Regions from separate parts of the Homo sapiens genome. Here region 2 is linked to region 1. The links are chromatin contacts, found by Hi-C or POLR2A ChIA-PET in ENCODE. All regions are on one chromosome and are shown on one strand. The core of a region is the stretch at or near the end of the contact, and the rest is flanking DNA. Distances in the headings are between cores, read along the strand shown.

What was found. Hi-C counts contacts between places; a loop is a spot of excess contacts on that map. ChIA-PET counts read pairs that join two places held with the same protein, here RNA polymerase II (POLR2A).
Region 2: a loop to region 1 is called in a map of PC-3, with 5 times the contacts of the local background. The contact joins the enhancer-like site here to the promoter of SOD3 in region 1. A Hi-C loop is called at or near these places in 5 of 168 maps with a recorded cell type or tissue (Calu3, PC-3, endothelial cell of hepatic sinusoid and 2 more). POLR2A ChIA-PET finds 5 or more read pairs at or near these places in 2 of 52 experiments (BJ and H1).

The regions. Positions count from the first base shown.
Region 1 is chr4:24,793,972-24,799,180 of GRCh38, reverse strand. It overlaps SOD3 (superoxide dismutase 3), which reads right to left and starts at 3,608. Exons shown (of 2, transcript NM_003102.4): 1 at 3,530-3,608.
Region 2 is chr4:24,750,400-24,755,204 of GRCh38, reverse strand. No RefSeq gene overlaps it. Among named protein-coding and RNA genes, the nearest start is that of SOD3, 43 kb to the left of the region's middle. Within about 2 kb of position 1,609, at least 3 of the 41 ENCODE cell types and tissues checked have a DNase peak (open chromatin) inside an H3K27ac peak, as active enhancers do; they include PC-3, where a contact is called at or near this core.

The DNA.
Region 1 (5,209 bases), core at 2,359-4,858:
TTCCAGACCACCTCCCTCATCTCCCCACCTGGTCTCCTGTTACCCTCTTCCTCCATCCTCCCCCACAGACATCCCTAAGGCTTCTGTCCCTGCCTTCTGGGGCTTTGCATGTGCTACGCCTTCTCCCTGAAGTGCCTTCTCCCTGTTCTCTGCTACACTCAGTAGACTTGGAGCTTCTTGAAGACAGAAACTCAGTTTTATTCATCGGTATCCCCAGCACCTGGGCCCACACCTGGCAAAAGGAAACATATAATATGGATTTTGCATAAGGAGTTCAGTGAGGGACAGACTTGGCATCCAATCATTCCAGCACAATCCTGTGATTGAAGATGGGGCCTGTGCTGGAGAAGGACAGAGGAGGCAGTACCCATCTCCCTAGGAGCCTCAGGGAAGGCTTCTCAGAGGTGGTGACTTTTGAACTGGGTTCCACAAGATGGGTAGGAGTTTTCCAGCCAAGTTGGGTAGGAAGGCCATCTCAGCAGGCAGTGCAGTGGAAGTTTTTAAGAAGAAAAGTGGGTGATGAGATAGTCTTTAGTTCCTTAAGTCCTACTGGTAAAAGGATATGGGTTGGACTTTGGGATGAAGAGGAAAGGGGAGGAAGAATGGGAGTAGCCTAGGGAGAGACAGAGAAGCAGAAATAGAGACAGTGAGATGAGTTAGGGGGCGTTGTAGTAACCCAAGCAGGAAATGAAGGCTTTTACCAAAGTGCAGGTGGTGCACACAGAGGAGGCATGGGTTTAAGAGACACACCGGGCAGCACTGGCAGGATGGAAGATGAAGGCACAGTGCAGATGACCAGGGTTCCCAGCAGGAGAGACTGAGTGGAGGGAGGGTGGGACCTGTTCTGGAAAAGCAGGGAGAGAGGATTAGTTCAGCTGGAGTCTCCTGAGGGTGAGACGCTGGCGGGTGCCCAGGTGGGAAGACAGGTGGGCAGACAGTCGGAAACTTGGGTCTGGCACTTAGAAGAGGAGATGAAGCTGGCAGGGGTTCTCAGTGTTGACTGCACATCAGATGTCTGGTTTTTAAAAATCAGATGCCCAGGCCCCACCCCAAGAGATTTTGATTCTGTGAGAAAGAAAGGAGAGAAGAAAGACAGAGAGAGAGGAAGGAAGGGAAAGAAAGAGGAAAGAAAGAAAAGAAAAGAAAGAAGACACCTCTATCAAAGATTCTGGGGCCCAGCTAGGAATTATAAAGTCAGGTACAGATTTGAATCCCAATTCCAACCTATACTAACTGTGACTTCACGGGGTTACTGATGCTTAGCTTCAAGTTCCTTACCTGTAGAATAAGGCCAGCCATGCCACCGAGGTATTTCCAGAGGGATTGATGCTGCCTCCAAAGAATTGCTTTGAAGGTCAACTGCATTTCCAGCACCAAACTAGGTGCCATTTAAAAAACTCCAAGATTGGGTAGATATGCTTTATATAACCATTTCAGAAAGGCAATTTAGTGTGGTTATTAAAGGGATGGATTCCAGAACTCACCTCATGAATCTAAAGCCTGACTCTGCCACTTAGTCTAAGGGTTAGCTGTTACTATTTTTATTGCTGAGTAGCAGAGTAATTGCTGGACTGCAGACTGTACACTGTCTCATCCCCTGTGAACCTCAGTTTTCTCATCTGTAAATAGGGATACTAATACAGACTTACCTTAGAGGCTTGCTGCGAGGCTTAAAAGAGATGATTAGAATTGCTAAAACTTATCGAACACAGGCGCCAGACACTATTATAAGTACTGTGCGTGGGTTAATTCCCTGCATCCTCACAAGAACATTATTCAGTGTTATCCCCATTCTAAAGTGTAGGAAACTGAGGCACAGAGAGGCGTGTGTCCCGCCCAAGGTGACATGTTCACTAAGGAGCTGAAGGCAGGATTTGAAAGTGTGTGTCTGCTCCAAGCCCAAGGTTTAGGCACCACACTGCACATCTCTCATCTAGGGCACTTAGCACAGAGCCCAGTACATAGAAAGTTCCCAGTAAATGGCAGCTCTTAGCTATCAGAGAGAGCTGCTGGTAGAGATTTTAAGGACCATTAGCTAAGAGATGCTATGGACACTGTGAGAGGAGGTCCCCTTGAAAGGCTCCAAGAAGGAGGATCCAGAAAGAGGGAGAAGCAGAGAAAGTGATGTTGAAGGACTCACCTAAATGACATGGCCCAATGTGGTACTACTACCCCAAAGCCCCAGGGAGTAGGCAGGAAAGTGGGGTAACTCTCCTGCCAGACCTGGACATGAAGTTCCCCATCATCAAAGACACCTTCCTCCTAAGACAGCCCTGCCACTCAGAAGGGCTCTGCTGCTTAGAAAGTTCTCCCTAAAAGCACAGAGCAAAACCAGATTGTTTTGGGTGTGTCAGTGAGCTTTCTTTTTCAAGAATCCTTGGGAAATAAACATTTTAAGGAGATGTTTTTCTCTGAAACCAAAAGAAGAGCCAGGCATGGTGGCTTATGCCTGTAATCCCACCCCTTTGGGAGGATGAGACAGGAGAATCATTTGAGTACAAGAGTATGAGACCAACCTGGTAGAGACCCCCATCTCTAGCAAAAAAAAAAAAAAAAAATAGCTGGGTGTGGTGGCATGTGCCTGTAGTCCCAGTTACTCAGGAGGTTGAGGTAGGAGGATCGCTTGAGCCCGGGAGGTAGAGGCTGTAGTGAGCCGTGATAGTGATCGTGCCACTACATTCCAGCCTGGGTGCTGGGTGACAGAATGAGACCATGTCTCAAAAAAAAAAAAAAAAAAAAAAAAAAGAGAAGAAGGAGGAGGAGGAGGAAAAGGGGGAAAGAAAATTCTCCCTCAAACCCAGGTAAACTCTGACTTCTTGTTTCTTAAGCCTTTGACACCTCTTCCCCTCGGGACCAACTTGATTCTTCTCCCACAGCCTCTTGCTCAGTTTGAGCTGTGAATGACCAAGTGCCTTTTTAAGGGCCTCCTTTGTACGTGGATCTGGAAGGGAGGACGGTGTTATCAGAGAAAGAGGACAGTGTTATCAGAGAAAGAGGACAGGGGCCCTTATCCTGAACCAAATAGAGGCACCAAGCCTTTATCTCCTTCCTGGGTCTGTATCTGGGAAGAACCTGCCCCTCTTGAGCCTTGGGTGTGTTTCATCCCTCAGCTGTCTCCTAGAAGGAGCTCTTGCTGGGAGCCTGAGCTGGCCAGGGCCTCTCTGCTTTCCTAAGGAGGTGGCTTTTTAGAGTACCTGCTGTCCCATAAGTGGCTCCCGACACCAAAGCCATGCAACATCTAGAAAGGCCCCCTTTCTCGTCACTCCAGATTCCTTTTCCTAACACTAAAATCCTCTTGGACTGGTCTTTGCAGATCCACAGGAGGAACGGTTTCTTCCTCCCCTCCTTGCCTTCCTCCCCGCTCACTCCACCTCCCCACTAACCCCTCAGAGCAGCCAGGGAAAGTACATTTCCTTCCCAAGAAGATGATCCAATTTGTTCCCAAGAAGAGGCCCGTTGCCCCAACCCAGCTTCAGACTCAATAAGCACACTCCGAGAAGAACAAAATGAACCTCAACTTAGCACCCACCTTTCCAGCTCCTCCAAGAGAGCTTTCTCTCCTGAAAAGAGAGCTGCACCCAGCCAGCCCAGGAACGCAGGCTGTCCCTGGAGCCTGGGCTGTTAGCGCGAGTGCAGGAGGCCAGCCCAGAGGAGTGGTCAGCGTGAGGGAGCCAGTCATTGGGCCAGTTCAGGGAGGAAAAGCAGGCCAGACCTCCCCGGGTTGTAGAATTGCTTCGCCTCCACCTCCTCCCGCTCTGTCCCCACCTCCTCTGCCCCTCCCATTTTTGGGTTTTCGGGCCAAGGATTCCATTCCGCGACTTCACCGGCTTGTAGCCAGTGACCTTCAGCACACAGCAGGGGAATAAAAATGAGAAAGAAAATCGCCTGTTTGGAGAGGTGTACAATGACCTCTTTATTGAGAGGCCCTTTGCTTTTCTGTAAGTCAATAACTTATTGACTTATTTTTGCTGCATGGAAATGGGCACCTTGCAAATGTGCGTGGCATTTGCTCCAGAGCTGTGCTGTCATACCTATGAGAGCAGAGCAGCGGGTGGGTCGTGATGACACACTCAGGCTGCAGAGTCCCAGCCTTGTCACTTCCTATCTGTGTACGCCTGAAGCAGCTGCACCACTCCCTGCACCTCCTTTTCATCATCTGTAAAATGGGGGTGTGAGGCTGTCCACCCCGCACGCCCACCGTGAAGATCCAATGAGATCATTACTCGCCCAGTGACAACACAGTGGCTGGCACTAGCCGCACTCATAAGTAATCATCATTGTCATTGTCGTTACCGTTATTATTAAAGAGATGAAGGAGTCTTTTTAAAAAATGTGTTGTCTGGGAGAACTAGGAGTGTTTCCCTCCCGACGTCTGTCCTTTTTTTGCTGCCATGAACTTTTCTCAATCATAGCAGCCCTTTCCAAAAATAGAAGCTCTTCTTTCCCAGAAAAGCCCATGTGGGAAAAACCAGGCAGCCTGCTTGCTGGCCTGCCCGTCCTCCTGCATTCCTGCAACAAATGTTTATTGGGTGCTCATCCATTCCAGTCACCATGCTGTATGCCGGGCACCCACAGCTGCATGAGTCACCTTGGGGGTTCATACTCTGGGGACGGAGACAACAACGTCAGTAAATGCATCCAGTACAGAGTGGGGAGCGCAGCGACGAAGAATGAACAGGGCCTCGTGAGGTCCCAAACACCCGTTTCGGTGGCAGGAAAGCTTATAAAAAATCTAAATCTCTGGATCCCACCCCAGGATGGGTGACTTAGTTACCAGCAGGAGCTTCCTAGAATCATCTTGGAAAAACTCAAACTAATGATCTTTATCCAGGGACAGGCATTCTGCGAGATAAGAGGGAGACTTCCCAGAACTGAGACTCCAGCCCTTCCACCCTACCGTCCTTCCTTCTGGCCCGCTGAGAACTCAGGCACCAGTAGCTCAGTCTTGCACCTCTGCATTCTGTTGGTAGGCGTAGTTATCCTCAACTAATGAGTTTTCAGAGTTCCCCATGCCACCCACCACCCCACCCCCACCCTGCAACAGTCTAGTTCCTTATTGTGAATCTTTCTTCCCATTTTTAAAACATTTATATTTTCATTCAGTTCTTGAAATCCTAATTATATACATTCATAGCTACTATTTTAAATGGCACTTGCTTCACTTGGCCTAATTTTATTTCGTTTAAGGTCCAAGAAAGCACGTCTCCGT
Region 2 (4,805 bases), core at 360-2,859, 42 kb after region 1:
TTTTGAAATAAGCTTACCAATAAAGTGCAAGACTTGCACACTGAAAATTACAAAGCATTGCTGAGAGAAAATAAGAAAGATTTTAATACATGAAGAGACATTCTATGTTCTTGGATCAGAAGACCCAATATTGTTAAGGAGTCACACATCTCCATGCAAATCTACAGATTCAACACAATCCCTATAAAAATGCCAGAGTACTTTTCAGAAATTGACACGCTTATCTTAAAATGTATATGAAAAAGCAAAGGTCCCAGAATGGCCAGAACAATTTCAAAAAAGAACAATGTGGGAGAACTTTCACTTCAAAACTTATTACAAGCCTCTCTCTGTTGCTGCTTCTCTTCAGGAATTCCCTTGCTCTACTTCCTTCCTAGATGATGACCTCAGAGCCATAAACTTCGGGTTTCATCCTGTAAGGGACTCCCTTCTTAGGCCACCCTGTCTAGACACCACCCAATAAAGCTTGTTATGTATTACTGCATCTCGTGGTCATATCTTTTTCCTTGATCAGCCTCCAAAACCTTTGAAACTCTTATGATAACACAAATGACCCTTTAAAACATCATCAGAAGCAGGAAGCCAGACACAAAAGATTATGTATCGCATGATTTCATTTGTATGAAATGTTCAGAAAAGATATATATGTACAGACAGAAAACAGATTAACACTTGCATGATGTTGGGTGTGTGAGTGGGGATTGACTTCAGATAAACATGAGGAACATTTCTGGGGTGCTGGAAATGCTGAATTTTGGTGACGGTCCCACAACTCTAACATTTACAAAAATCATTGAATCGTACCTTTAAAACAGGTGAAGTTTCTGGCATATAAATTTTATCTCATGAAGTGGTTTAAACATTATAGTTGAGTGATGATTCCAAAAGAAAGAGGCCAGGCATGGCGGCTCACACCTGTAATCCCAGCACTTTGGGAGGCCAAGGCAGGCAGATTATTTGAGGTCAGGAGTTCGAGACCAGCCTGGACAACATGATGAAACCCTGTCTCTACTAAAAAACACAAAAATTAGCCATGTGTGGTGGTGCATATCTATAATCCCAGCTACTAGGGAGGCTGAGGCAGGAGACTCGCTTGAACCCAGGAGGCAGATGTTGCAGTCATCCGAGATCGTGCCACTGCACTCCAGCCTGGGTGACAGAGCGAGACTCTGTCCCAAAAAAAAAAAAAAAGAAAGAAAGAAAGAAAGAAAAAGAAAGAGAAAAAGAAGAATTAATAATGGGTATCAAAACACAGTAAATGCCCAAAGCACTTTGTGCCTCAAGCTGTTGTTGATTCCTGCTGTCATTGTTGGAAGTTAAGTGTATATAGAGTCATGCATGACTTCTATAGAGCTACGGTGCTATCTTTCTCATTGCTCATCAATGTAAGTTTCAGTTCTCTGCCTTCTGGGCATAGTGTGATTGTACTTGCTGGGTCCCAGTGGTTGATGCAACCATGTGACTGCTTCTGACTAATCAGTTGTGGGTCACTTCTGGGATCAGACTTGCCAGTGGAAGGAGCTCCAGGGTATTCCTTTTGACTGTCATGGTGACTGGCAATGTTCCATATGACTGAGACTCTGACAACCCCTAGTCAACCTTGATGGACAAGTAATGCAGGTAAAATAAATATTTGCTGTGTTATGCCCCTGAGACTTGGAGGATATTTGTCATCAGAGAATAATTTAGTCTCCTGACTGATACAAGGCAGCCTTATTGGAACCCAGTATTTTTTGGTCTGAATCTTAGTCATATCAATTGTCACTAATGGTTGTAGCACCATTTACAGAGCAACTGCTATGTCTCATATGCTCTGCAAGGTACCTGACTTATCCCTAATTCTCATAGCACCACTTCTGAGTAGAAATTACTTTTTCATTTTACAGATGAAAAAACTGAGCCTCAGGAAGTCTCAGTAATCTGAGTAAGAAGATATAAGCCTGTCAGTTGCTAATATGAAATGCGCTTATTTATTCAACAAATATTTGCTGTTACTTATTACCTACTGATCGTATATGCTGGGCACCAGGACTATGATGGTGAGCAAGACAATCACAGTTCCTCCTTTGCAGGGTTCAGATGCCACAGCCCTCCCCTAGAGATTCATTCAGTTATTTGAGGAGTGGACTCTGGAATCAATGCTTTCCAAAAGCTCCCGGGTAATTACACTGAGCATCAAGGGTATAAGTCACTGGTTTGGAGTCCAGCAGGCCCAGTTCTTTTGACTCCAAACCCAAAATGTCCAGTCTCATCGCAAAACCTCTCACTTTTATAGATCCTGTGCCAGGTTTGACTGGGCCGAAGCCATCAGCTCATGTCCTCTCCTCATGTCCTCTCATAGACTTCGTCATAATCATCTTTGTACCCTCAGCTGTCTCCCTCTCTTTCTCTGCTGGAGGTGTCTGTGTTACAACAGAATGTTTGAGCTGGGCAAGATCCTAGTTATAAAGATCAGTGGTTTTCTAATGTTTTCAAGCTATTAATGCCTCTTTTTTCCAAAACAAATTCTTATAAAAGCACAATATATGATGCAGATATTGAAAAAGACCTGAATAGAATTAGGAGTGGGATCCAAAGGTTGTTTTTGCTCTTTTTCCTTCTCACCTGCGCAGCTTTCTCCAGAATTCCTAGAGCTCTGAAGGACATAGTTTGAAAACTACCAACATAGCCCTATGATCCCATGGAAGCCACTGGCATAGCCCTACTCCCCCATGAAAACCTCTAGTGTAGCCCTGCTATCCCATGAGAACCACTGGCGTAGCCCTACTCCCCCATGAAAACCACTGGTGTAGCCCTACTCCCCCATGAAAACCACTGACATAGCCCTACTCCCCCATGAGAACCACTGGCGTAGCCCTACTCCCTCATGAAAACCACTGACATAGCCCTACTTCCCCATGAGAACCACTGGCATAGCCCTACTCCCTCATGAAAACCACTGACATAGCCCTACTCCCCCATGAAAATCACTGGTGTAGCCCTACTCCCCCGTGAGAATGACTGGCATAGCTCTACTCCCTCATGAGAATGACTGGCATAGCCCTACTCCCCCATGGACACCATTGGCATAGCCCTACTACCCCATGAAAATCACTGGTGTAGCCCTACTGTCTCATGAGAATGACTAGCATAGCCCTACTCCCTCATGAGAATGACTGGCATAGCCCTACTCCCTCATCCTGTGGGCAGAGCAACTGAGCCCAAGAGAAAGAAGGACTTCCCCAGGACTCCACTACTTCATCAGTGTCAGACACTGGGGCATCTTCTCACTCCCTATCTAGTGCTTATGCCACTACAACACAGAGCCTCCCACACCATGTTCCTCGTAGCACCAATGTTCTTCTAGAATCTGAAAATATCCAACCAAGCAATAGCAGGACCAATCAGAAAAGGCCCTTTGGAGGAAGGAGTGGCTGAGCTGAGGCCTGGAGAATGAGTTGGTGTTAGGCAGGCCAAGGGAGGCAGCTTGTATTCTAGCTCAAGGAAGCTGTCTGTGCAAAGGCCCTGAGGTGAGACAGACAGTGGTAACTTTAGCAGCTGACAAGTCTAACCAAGTCTTAAGAGATGAAGCTGAAATTACTACCAGGGGCCAGATCATGAATGACATGCTACGGAGTTTGAACTTGGCCTTTGTCCTAAAAGCAATGAGAATAACCTGGAGAAATTATATATTACAGAGTCTCACTCTGGGTCTGGTGAGGAGGGTAGTTTAAGTTAACAAAGAGTTGACACAGACAGCACAGTTCAGCTGCTGTGATAACACATAAGGGGAAGCTTAGTACCAGGGCAGTGAAGGCATGGGCAGACTGAATAGGGAGGCAATATTGGCGGGGCCTGATGAATGATCAAGTCGGGAGGATGACAGAAAGGAAAACACCAAGGATGGAGGCTGGGTTTATCTCGTGGGCATTTGGGTTGATCATGATGCCTTTCACTGTGACAAGGAACAGAGGAGCAGGAGCCTGGAGTGAAGAAGGTATGAGAGCCATCCATCAATCAGACGCACTTGTCTCTAAAAATCAGGAAACTCAATCCCAAATGGCTGAGACGATAAGGGTTTGCACTATCTCATATTACAAGAAGTTTAGAGGAAGGGGAGTTTCCAAGCTGGTTAATTCAGGAGCTCAACAAATGTATCAAACACCCAGGTTCTCCTGACTCTGTGCTGTCACCCTCAGTGTATCTGTGGGCACACCTCATGGTAGCAGGATGGCACAGCAGCCCAAGGAGTGACACTGTCACACATTGAATCAATTTCCTAGGGCTGCCCTAACAAAGTGCCACAAACTGGGAGCTTAAGACAATAGAAATGCATAGTCTCACAGTTCTGGAAGCCAGAAATCCAAAATCAAGGTGTTGGCAGGGTTGGTTTCTTCTAAAGGTTCTGAGGGAGGATCTGTTCCATGCCTTTCCCTTAGCGTCCAGTGTAGTGTAACACTTGGTGTTCGTTCCTTGTCTTACAGCTGCAGAATTCCAATCTCTTCTTCCATCATCAAATGACACTCTCTCCATGTCCGTATCTTATAAGGGCACCAGTCATATTCGATTAAGGGCCCACTCTACGCCAGTACGACCTCATCTTAACTAATTACATCTACAATGAAGTCATTCCCAAACAAGGGCACATTCTGAGGCACCAGGGTTAGAATCACAGTATATCTTTTTGGGGGGACATGATTCAATCCACAAGCCACACCAAGTTAGAATGGGGATATGATGGTTCATTTTCTGTGTCAACTTGACTGGGCCACAGGGTGATATTTGGTCAAAGGTTATTCTGGGTGTTTCTGTGTGGGTATTTTTGG